Regions from separate parts of the Mus musculus genome. Here region 2 is linked to region 1. Evidence: chromatin loops called from intact Hi-C (ENCODE). Cell type or tissue: heart. All regions are shown on one strand. Region 1 overlaps Ccdc171 (coiled-coil domain containing 171). Region 2 holds the start of Gm11184 (a long non-coding RNA gene).

Evidence for each region. Peaks named below come from ENCODE experiments on the same cell type or tissue, not always from the same donor. Only the 100,000 strongest peaks of a DNase experiment are listed, where the experiment ranks them.
Region 2: a loop joins it to region 1, with 4 times the contacts of the local background. A loop is called at or near these places in 5 of 42 quality-filtered maps.

Annotation. Positions count from the first base shown.
Region 1 is chr4:83,568,777-83,573,776 of GRCm38, reverse strand. All of the region lies in intron 6 of Ccdc171 (coiled-coil domain containing 171), which reads right to left. Among named protein-coding and RNA genes, the nearest start is that of Gm25899, 44 kb to the right of the region's middle. In heart, a CTCF peak has its summit at 3,076 (motif pointing right); no DNase peak of the experiment used is centred here.
Region 2 is chr4:83,381,568-83,386,567 of GRCm38, reverse strand. All of the region lies in intron 2 of Gm11413 (predicted gene 11413), which reads left to right. It overlaps Gm11184 (a long non-coding RNA gene), which reads right to left and starts at 3,493. Exons shown (of 3, transcript XR_390685.2): 1 at 3,407-3,493. In heart, a CTCF peak has its summit at 2,274 (motif pointing left); no DNase peak of the experiment used is centred here.

The sequences.
Region 1 (5,000 bases):
GATACTCATTATATGTGAATCTGACCACAATCAGTTTTTAAATGTATTTGTTAGCTTAACCATAGCTTACTTTTCTATATGAACATTTCCTTTTTCAGTGTTTTATCTTGAGAAATGTACTTCATACAGTTCTTGCTAGTTTTAACTTATCGTTAGTCTGCTTTTCCCATACAGTTGATATAACACAAGTGATTTTATAATGTATGGTGTAAATTGTGTAAGATCATACCTATATGGATTAGATGTGCAGATAAACATATAAGAGGTAGATAGATCAGGTGATCTTAAGACTTAGGAGCAACTCCAGCTCCATTCTTAAACTCGTCCTCCATTCTTAGTAAGGTCAGCTGCTAGTGTGGGATCTTTGTGCTCAGAATATACTACTGGTAGTGGACAGGAGACTACTGGAGGTGGTAGAGTACAGGTACATACAAGGGATTGAGGGAAAAGAGGCTAACAAAAACAAACTATTCGCTAAAATTCCACAATGAAACTTATTATTTAGTATGCTAACATGAAACCACAAAAAGGTCCAGTAAGATGATTCACTGGGTAAAGGCACTGACCACATAAGCCCACACCTCAATCTGCTCACCAGAACCCACACAAAGGTGGAATGAGAGAACTCACCCCACAAAAATATGCTCTAGTCTAAGCATGCACACCTCCACACACAATAATAGTAAATTTTAAAATGCACATTAAAAGAGTATAATATTTATCTATATTCATCAGCTAAAAGGTACTGACTCCAAATCCATATTTAATATGATACATAACTTTACTTTTTTTAGAGACAAAGATGATTAACGACTCTTTCATGTGTAGAGCAAACCTTTGGGTGAAATCAGAGTAGCACCTCAAATTATTTGAATGTCTAAATACTTAACGCAGTTATGTTTGCTCTGTCTGAGTGGAGTCAGAATGGTCTGTGCATTAACTACTTTTCTACTGCTGTGCTAAACACCATGACCAAGGCATACGAGAGAAGGAAGGGCTTATTTGGGCTTACAGTTCCAAAGGTTAAGAGTTCATCCCCACACCACCCGCAGGAACGCAGGGCAATAGTTAGGCAAGCAGGGAGCACAAAGCAAGAGAGCATGCTGGGAAGAGCACGAGGCTTTGGAACTGTCAAAGCACACCTCCGGGGACATGCTTCCTCCAGCAAGGCCATGCTCCTCAACCTACCCAAAGAGCACCACCAACTGGGGACTCAGTGTTCAAACTTTGAGTTTATGGGGGACACTGTCATTCACACCACCACAGGTGTCTTTCTTGCCTTCACCTAATATGAGATTTTTTTTAATTGCCTCTATAAAAAAATTTTTTACAACTTTAAAAACTAAGAAAGTTGGCACTGAAAATATATTTATTGTAGGACTCTGTAGCTCTCAAGAACAGAAATTTGGGAAGCTGACTCAGTGGATAAGGGCTCTGGCTCTTCTTGCAGAGGACTTGGGTTCAGTCCTCAGCACCTACACGGCAATTCTGTAACTCCAGTTACAGGGATCCAATGTCCTTTTCTGGCCCCTGAGGACACCAGGCACTAAGCATTAATGTGGTGCACAGACTTGTATGCAGGCAGAACACTCACCCACCCAAAATAAAAATAAAATTAAAGTCAGGTGGTAGTGCATGCCTTTAATCCCAGTATTCAGGAGACAGAGGCAGATGGATCTCTAAGTTCCAAACCAGTCTGGTCTATAGAGTGACTTCCAGGATAGCCACAGCAACAAAGAGAAACCCGTCTCAAAAAAATTAAATATATTTTTGAAAGTAGACACTTTGTCCCAAATAGCCCAGCATCACTGGGCAATCCAGTGAGTCCCCTCTCACTGTCCAAGCATTATCTGCAGCCAGGGGTGGGTGCCAGTGCACCAATTTAACTCTAGCACTTGGGAGGCAGAGGCCGGTAGATCTCTGTAAGTTTGATGACAGTGCTGTCTACAGAGTGAGTTTCAGGGCATCCAGGGTTACACAGAGAAACCCTGACTCAAAATAAACAAATAAACGAATGAATGAGCGAGCTATCTACAGGAAAAATATTAATGTCATCACCATATTAAAATGACTTTTCTAAGTATTAGAGAAATGTGTTTCATAGAAATTACGAAACAAATGTCAAAAGATATTTCTACAACTGTACCTCATTTTATTATGATACAATACCACTTGATTATCTTTGTTTTCTTGTACTTTTAGGGCATAATCTTTTTTAAAGACTATCTTTGCTTGCTTTGCCATCCTCAAGCACTCCCCTGTTCTAGTTTGAGAGCTTTAGGTCAGGTTCTTAAAGTCTTCATTCCAGTTTGAGCTGTAACTGGTACTTTGATGGTCTGGTCTCATTCCTCTGCAGGAGAATTCCTCCCTCCTCCAATTTCCCATCTATTGAAAAGACTGTCCTTTTCCCCAACATGTTCTTAGCACCTTTGTCCACATCAGCTGGGTGTGGCTGCAGGGTTTACTTTTAGACTCTTTCATTGGCTTCTCTGTTTTCATGCAAATCCATACTTATCTGACCAGTACAACTCAACGGTGTACTTGAAAGTCGGTCGCATAATGCTACTTCCTGATTTGCTTTCTTTCTTAAGATTGCTTCAACTGTAAAGGGTTTTATAGTGGTCCCATCAAAACTTTAGGAGTGTGTTGTTGTTGTTGTTGTTGTTGTTGTTGTTGTTGTTGTATGAAGACTGTCGTTAATGTTATTTCGTTTGGTCTGGTTTTTGAGACAGGGCCTTTGGGCCTTATATATGTAAAAAAACATAAAATGTTTTTAAAAACAGAGTAAAACTACATGAAAGTATATAAATAATATTCTACATCAGGTTCAGAACAGGGGCTCTGCTGTGGGACAGGACAGTGGTGAATCGGAGAAGTGATTCGAAATGGTCCTCGATGGCATAAAATGTACTGTGCTTTCCATCCGAATTGAGACTCTCACGCACTGAGATGAAGTACTTGGTGGATGCCAGTTACATCACTGGTACTGGCTGCATATCTGATTTCTTACAGCGGAAAAAATAATACTGACCTGTGAAATGAAATTCACAGTAGAAGATGGGAGAGTCCTTTCTTCTGTCCACTAGAGGGAACTGTTGAACTTAAAATGTCTTTTAAAGCAGCTTGTTTTTAAACTAACATTTAACATCACAGGAAACCACATTGTGCTGTTAGAAAATAATCTTGTTTTCTTTCCACATCTTCTACAAACACATACAGAAAACTATAACTCTTTATATGTACTTATGTAAACAACATTTCTCAGAATCCAAACTATAGTTCCAACCCTGAGGAATTTTAATTATACTTGTAGAACTATATTTAGTAAAGTATCAAGCAAATATGCTCTTTCTAGCTTAGAAAACACATCAGTTGGCTATCTATAACACTAATCTGGTATAAGGTTGTCTCCTCAAAGAACCAGGATGAAAAAAAAAAAAAAACCAGTAATTTGTTCCTGAATTGTAGACTGTACAGTGAAAGGGCTGAAGAGATAACTCAGCAATGAAGTCCATGTATTGCCAGAGGACTCAAGTTCAATCCCCAGCTCCCACATCAAGAGGTTCACAACCACCTGTAACTCCAGCTCCTGAGGATCCCACACTTCCAGCCACTGCAGATGCCTGCCCTTCCCCATAACTAAAAATAAATTTAAAAAGCAAGACAGGCAACCTTACAGAGTCATAAGGAGTCATGGAAAGAAAAAATTACAACTAATCAATCAATCAATAAATGCTACACTGTGTCATAACTAGTATTAACCCAGACTCTATTTACTATCGCAAAGTCCTTTTCTCTACACCTGGACCAGCTGTGGGTCCCTATGCTAATCACTATCTATTACAGATAGACATTTCTATGATGAGGGTTAGTGAGTGTATTAATCTATAGTATAACAACAAGTCATTGGACTCAGTTTAATATCATGTCATTCTAGCAGCATAAAAGTAGTAGGTTCTCTTGAGATACAGTATGGGTTTCACCTTGTGTATTGAGATTTAAATACAATCAAAAAGTTACTGGTTGCCCTCATGATGTTTGCAGCCCCTATTATACCAACAGGAATGTCTTCATGTTTTGCCAGGCCGTTTGTTTGTTTGTCTGTTTGTCTGTTTCGAAACAGGGTCTTGGCTGCCCTGGAACTCTCTCTGTAAACCAGGCCCATGCTGGTAGGATTTGCTGAAGGAGATGGAGACAGGAGGATCACAAGTTCATGGCCAGGCCAATTCTTAAACGTGGCTCACAGGGTTCATAGCTGGGTAACATTTTTCTCCTCGGTTATCATGTATATAGTACCTTCCTGAAATATGAGAGCTAGTAGTGGGGATGGAGCTTCCAGGCAAGCACTAACGTGATTTCTCCATGGTCAATGGCTCAGGTAGGCGATGTCTTCAGCAATAGGGCCTCACTGTCGTGTTCTGAAGGATAACCAACAGCAACAGCAATAGCCAGTAATGTCTGAGGGCCTACGAGGGATTATGGGAACATCAATGACCAAAAAGGTAACCCATTCTGGCACTGGGTGTATTTGTTACCATGTGGTGTCTAGCAAGACCACCCTGTTACACTGTAACTCTATTTTAACTTTTCATATATGTGCATACATAGTTTAGGAAACCTCTAGAGTAGTAGGTCTCCATATAGCTTTTTGAAAGGGTCTTTAGAGTAACTATCCACCTCCCATTTCCTCCTTTACCCTGCCTTCCCATCCCTAACTTTAATGCAACTCTTCTGTTCCATTTATCTCCCATACATTTTTTGGAGATTTTGTTTATGTATATGTGTTGTTTTTTCTGTTCACCATGTGCATTCAGTGTCCTCAGAAGCCAGAAAAGAACACTGAATTTCATTTAAATGGAGTAACTGACAGTTTGAGGCACCATGTCGACACTGGGAATTGAACCCAGGTCCTCTGTAAGAGCTGCCAGGGCTCTTAACCCCTGAGCCACCTCTCCATCCCCATCATTAATCTCCTTCAGCCCTTTACCCTACCTCCTGTT
Region 2 (5,000 bases), 190 kb after region 1:
CGGAGACCAGCATCAGATGGTCGAACTTTATTGTTCATTGCACGAGCTTATATATAGCTTTTTAGGCAATTAGGGTATGTTTATGTACTCAAGGGTACAACCTGTGTTGTTTAGCCAAATCTGACTGGCTTGTTCATGAGCCTGTAGGGGAGGGTCCAATCTCCTGGGGAGATTTCCATGAAGCAGAGGAAGCAGACCCCACCCTGGCCTTGGCTCACTGGTATTCGGGAGCCATGTCAGGTCATACACTGTACAGTGGATCAGGGCTCTTCTAGGAGTCACAGGAGCCTGTGGTACCTAGCACTCTGTCCCTCTTCTTCCTCCACCGGGTTTCTCTCCACATTCCCTACAGGAATTATTTTATTATTATTTTAGGACTGAGTACTTCCAATAAAAGGGATTTGCTGTGGGGCTGTTTATCCCTTATATATCTAATGGCTTGGATTATAAAAATTGCAACTCTGCCTCCAACAAGAATAGTAGCACAAATGAAAAGGTTTGCAGGGGAAACAAGATGGAACAGCTTTGACCCTATGTCCTTAAAGAGTCCAGCCATTTGGCCCAAGGTAACAACAGCTATAAGAGTAGCATTAATGGAGACAATATCTTGATGCAGCTGATGTAAGAAAGAAAGAAATGAGGAATTCCATGTGTCTGTGATATAGCTATGCTGTAAATTTAGTGTTGTCGTATTATTAAGGTGTGTTTGAAATAGTGTTAAGCTAAGCAGGATAGCATAGATGACAATTGATTTGAACAAGATCCCATAGATGATGAACATCATCTTGTAAAAGTCCCACTTGATGGTGTAAATTTAACACACCTAATTTTAAGAGCTGGTTTCCTGCTTATCTAAAGCAGAGGCCATCAGGGTTGAAATCGTATTGAGTGCAGTGGCCGCCTGCACAGAGTTTTTGCAAGGCTATAACTGCAGTGGCTGCAGCTAAGAGCCCTACCACTGTGGCAGCAATGATGGCAGATATGCCTTAGTCTCTTGTAATGATACAGGGATGGGGCATGGTCAGAGATGCAAGTTTCCCAGTCCAGCCATCGGTGGCATTTACCAAGCCCTAGGTCAGTAGTGGTTCTTGGAGAAGCATGGCAGTATCCCCATTCACTGGATCCTAACAGAGGGAGAGAATACAGTTAACTTTTGAACAGTTTAACTCAGCATTGAGAGTGTCACTTTGGAGACAGACCAGAAAGAAAAAGGAGGTCTCACACAGGGATGTGCAGTATGGGCCAACTTGGGCACTGGACACCCATGTGATGTGTGGTTGGCAGTCCAAGAAGCCTCTGAGAAAGGTCTGGTTTGATTTCCTTCCAAGAGGGAGCCATAAAAGGAGCAATTCTGAATGGGGATAAATGGCCTATAACCTATACAGGACCAGGGGTCAAAGAGGCATGGCAGCCCCAGACTGATTCCAGAGGCCACCAGTCATCAGGTTGTGGGTCTTGCTAGAAAAAATGAGGAGGAGATTAGTGAGACACATTGCAAAATTGTCCTTGGGGGTTGTGGGGTTATGAAGTACTTTAAAAAGATTTGTGTGTTTGTTTGTTTGTTTATTTAATGCATATGACATATATACATATATGACCTATGTATCAGAAGAGGGCATCAGGTTCCATTATAGATGGTCATAAGTCACCATGTGGTTGCTGGGAATTGAACTCAGGACCTCTGGAAGAGCAGTCAATGAGTGCTCTTAACCGCTGAGCCATCTCTCTAGCCCATTTATGAAGTATTTCAGTGAAGTGGTTTCTTTTTTAAAATTTTTTGTAGAAAGAGGGAAATTTGTCATTAGCATATGTAGGCCCATTTTCTGTTTTTATAGCAAAGGGCACACCCATCATTAACATTGTTATTTTTATAGATGTAATGACCATTTTTTATATTTTTGGGAGTTGTGTCATGGTAAACATGTAAGAGGAACAGGTATCAATATTTGTATGTACATATTTGAGGCACGTGTGTCAAGTCTATTTGCTACACAGGGCATTTGGTCTTAGGCCACAGGGGCTTACTTTGGGGGCTGGTAGGGTCCCAAGGATAGTAATGGCCCACAAGTTTGTACCAAAGACTTAGATGAGGCTGATGCCAACTGGGGAAACAGCTTGTGTAGGGAAATGGCAGGATTAAAAATTTTACAACTTTATGATGCCATAAATTGGTGAATTTTAAGGGCTTGTTGAGGGTTCTATATGCCCTACTTGTAATTTTTTTTTTTACAAGCTTTAATAATTTAGTATATTTGTCGCCCCCTACAGGCCCCTCTGACGCCTACTGGGGCATCAGAGTTTTAAGTGAGTTTGAGGGGGAACTGGAACCCTGTGTCAGCAACAGCTGTAGAATTGGGGGCGCTGCGTATCCAGTTTATCCTGGATTATGTAGTCATCATTAAAAGACCTTATTGTCTGTTGTAATCATGGCATCTGTGTCCTCAAGTACATCTCTGTCCCATAAGTTATTTGGCAGGTTTAATAAGACCAAAGGCCGTATGGCTCCTTGGTTACTATCATTATCTTGCCAGGTTATGGGCCAGGCAGTCTGCCAGAAAGCAGTCAAGCTTTTTTTTTTTTTTTCCCTTGAGTCCTGTGACAGAGCTTTTAAGGAGGCAATTTGTTTTGCCCCTTTGCCCAAGATACCTCCAAATATGGCGCCTTTCAATTTAAGCCTCATGGGGCCTGATTTTAACTATTTTAACTATTTTAACTATGGGAATAGTTAGATTTTAAATCTATTTAAATATTTAATATTTAAATAGATTTTAACTATTTTAACTATGGGAATAGTCCATGATAGGGCTCACCTTTGTTTTCCCTTACTGTGAGTGCTGGAGACTACTCTGTTGGGAGTTTAATGGCCGACCATTTTTTGTTTTCTCAGATTGACAATCCTTTTCCCAATGAAACCTTTTTTTTACATTTAGGGGATACTGAGGTTGACCTCTTTTTTTCTTTCTTTCTGATTTTTATTAGGGGATCGCCTAGAAAAATGGCCTTGGTCCCCCCCACCCCTGCCCCCTTCCCCCGGCAGCCCCAGCGCCCTTTTCTTTATTAGTGCCATCCTTTGCTTGTAAATGGACACCGAAAGCCACTGCCAAGCTTTCAGCATTGCCTGAGCAAATGCCTGTGTCTTTGGTAGCATTTTTCTGGTCCTCCAGCTCTCTATTCCTTATGGGAGTGACTGCTTTGTGAGCTTCCGAGCTTCCGTAGTGGCCCCTTCCCAAATCTATTCCTCAGCAAGGGCCTCTGTCTCGGCACGATGGCTTATGTGGTGGTTGACTGCTGTATGAAGGAAGCAAAATCAGCAAAGGATTCGGCGGGCAGGCTTTTGTTTAATCTATGAAGAGGCACTGTCGCTCCTTTTGTTACCCTTTTCACAGTTCATGACACATAGCCTCACCTGATCCAAATGATTAGGAGGGCCCCCATTTGTACTGGAGAAACACAGTTCCCTCACCCTGCAAGGAATCTGGTGGCAGCTGGATGCCCCGATTTAAACTGTCATTAACCGGCACCACCCCCTTGTCATAGAACGGCGCCTTCCATTGCAGGAATTGGGCCTCAAATAGGATAGCTCCCATATTGGTTTTCTAATCGTGAGGGGTGTTCAAAGTGGTGCCATGGACTCAAACATTTGTTCCACAAAGGGAAAATGTAGCCCCCTCTCTGCCACAGCTTTCCTAAACTTTTGTGATATCTCTAGAAAGTAGGGCTCCTATGTACGTATGTACGCACGCTGCTGTTGTGGATGGTTTCCCCCTTGGGTTGGGTGGAGGACTATGGGAAATGCAGCTGCAAGAGATTTCTGTGAAGACAGAGGAAGCAGCCACCACCCTGGCCTTGGCTCACTGGTATTCGGGAGCCTTGTCAGACCATACACTGTAGAGTGGGATCAGGAATCTTCTAAGAGTCGCGGGAGCCTGTGCTGCTTTGCGCCCGTCCATCTTCTTCCTCCACCACCGGGTTTATCTCCACACCCCCCACACCCGTATGCAGATTCTTCTCACCTCATGCCTTTTTCTGCTCTCACAGTCTGTCAATCCCATGATCTGGGACACTGAGAATTTCTTGAGGACCATAACATCATTCTCCTATTAAAAACTCCTCTAAAGATCATTGTCCTGGTTAGGGTTGCTGTTGCTGTGATGAAACACCGTGGCCAAAATCAAGTTGAGGAGGAAAGGAATTATTTGGCTTATATTTCTGTTCATCATCAAAATAAATCAGGACAGGAACTCAAATAGGGCAGGATCCTGGAGGCAGGAACTGAGGTGGAGGCCAGGGAGGGGTGCTGCTTACTGGCGTGTTTCCTCTGGCTAGCTCAGTCTGCTTTTAAAAAGAGCCCAGAATCACTAGCCCGGGGGGTAGCCCACCTATTATGGGCTGAGGCCTCGCCTATCCATCACTAATTAAGAAAATGCCTTTTAGGCTTGCCTATAGCTAGAGGCATTTTCTTAGTTGAAGTTCATCCTCCTGGATGGCCTTAGCTTGTGTCAAGTTGACATGAAACTGTCCAACATAATCATCAATTTTGCCAGCTGGTACAAGATCCCTTTCCCTGTCACAGCATTGTAGAGTTTCCAACTAACCAAGAACAAGCCTTTCAATTCCAGCCTCCTCTACAATATACCCATTCTGGCTTTCAACCATGCTCTGCCACACCTGGACGTACTTACCTGAAGCAGGGAAAGACTTGAATTCTTCCTTAGAAGACACACGAGCCAAGCCAATGTGATCATTGACCAGATGTTCTGAGAGAATCCTTTTGCTGGGTCACAATGTTTTATTTTAGAAATATTCCTTAATTTTTTTTTTTGTTATTGTTGTTGATGGTGGTGGTGGAGGAGGAGGAGGTATGTGGTGGTGGTGGTGGTGGTGGTGGTGGTGGTGTGTGTGTGTGCATAGGTAAACTCATGCCATGGAACATGTGTGGATGTCAGAGGAACTCTCTGAAGCTGTTTTTTTCCTTCCACTGTGGGCTTCAGGAATTGAAT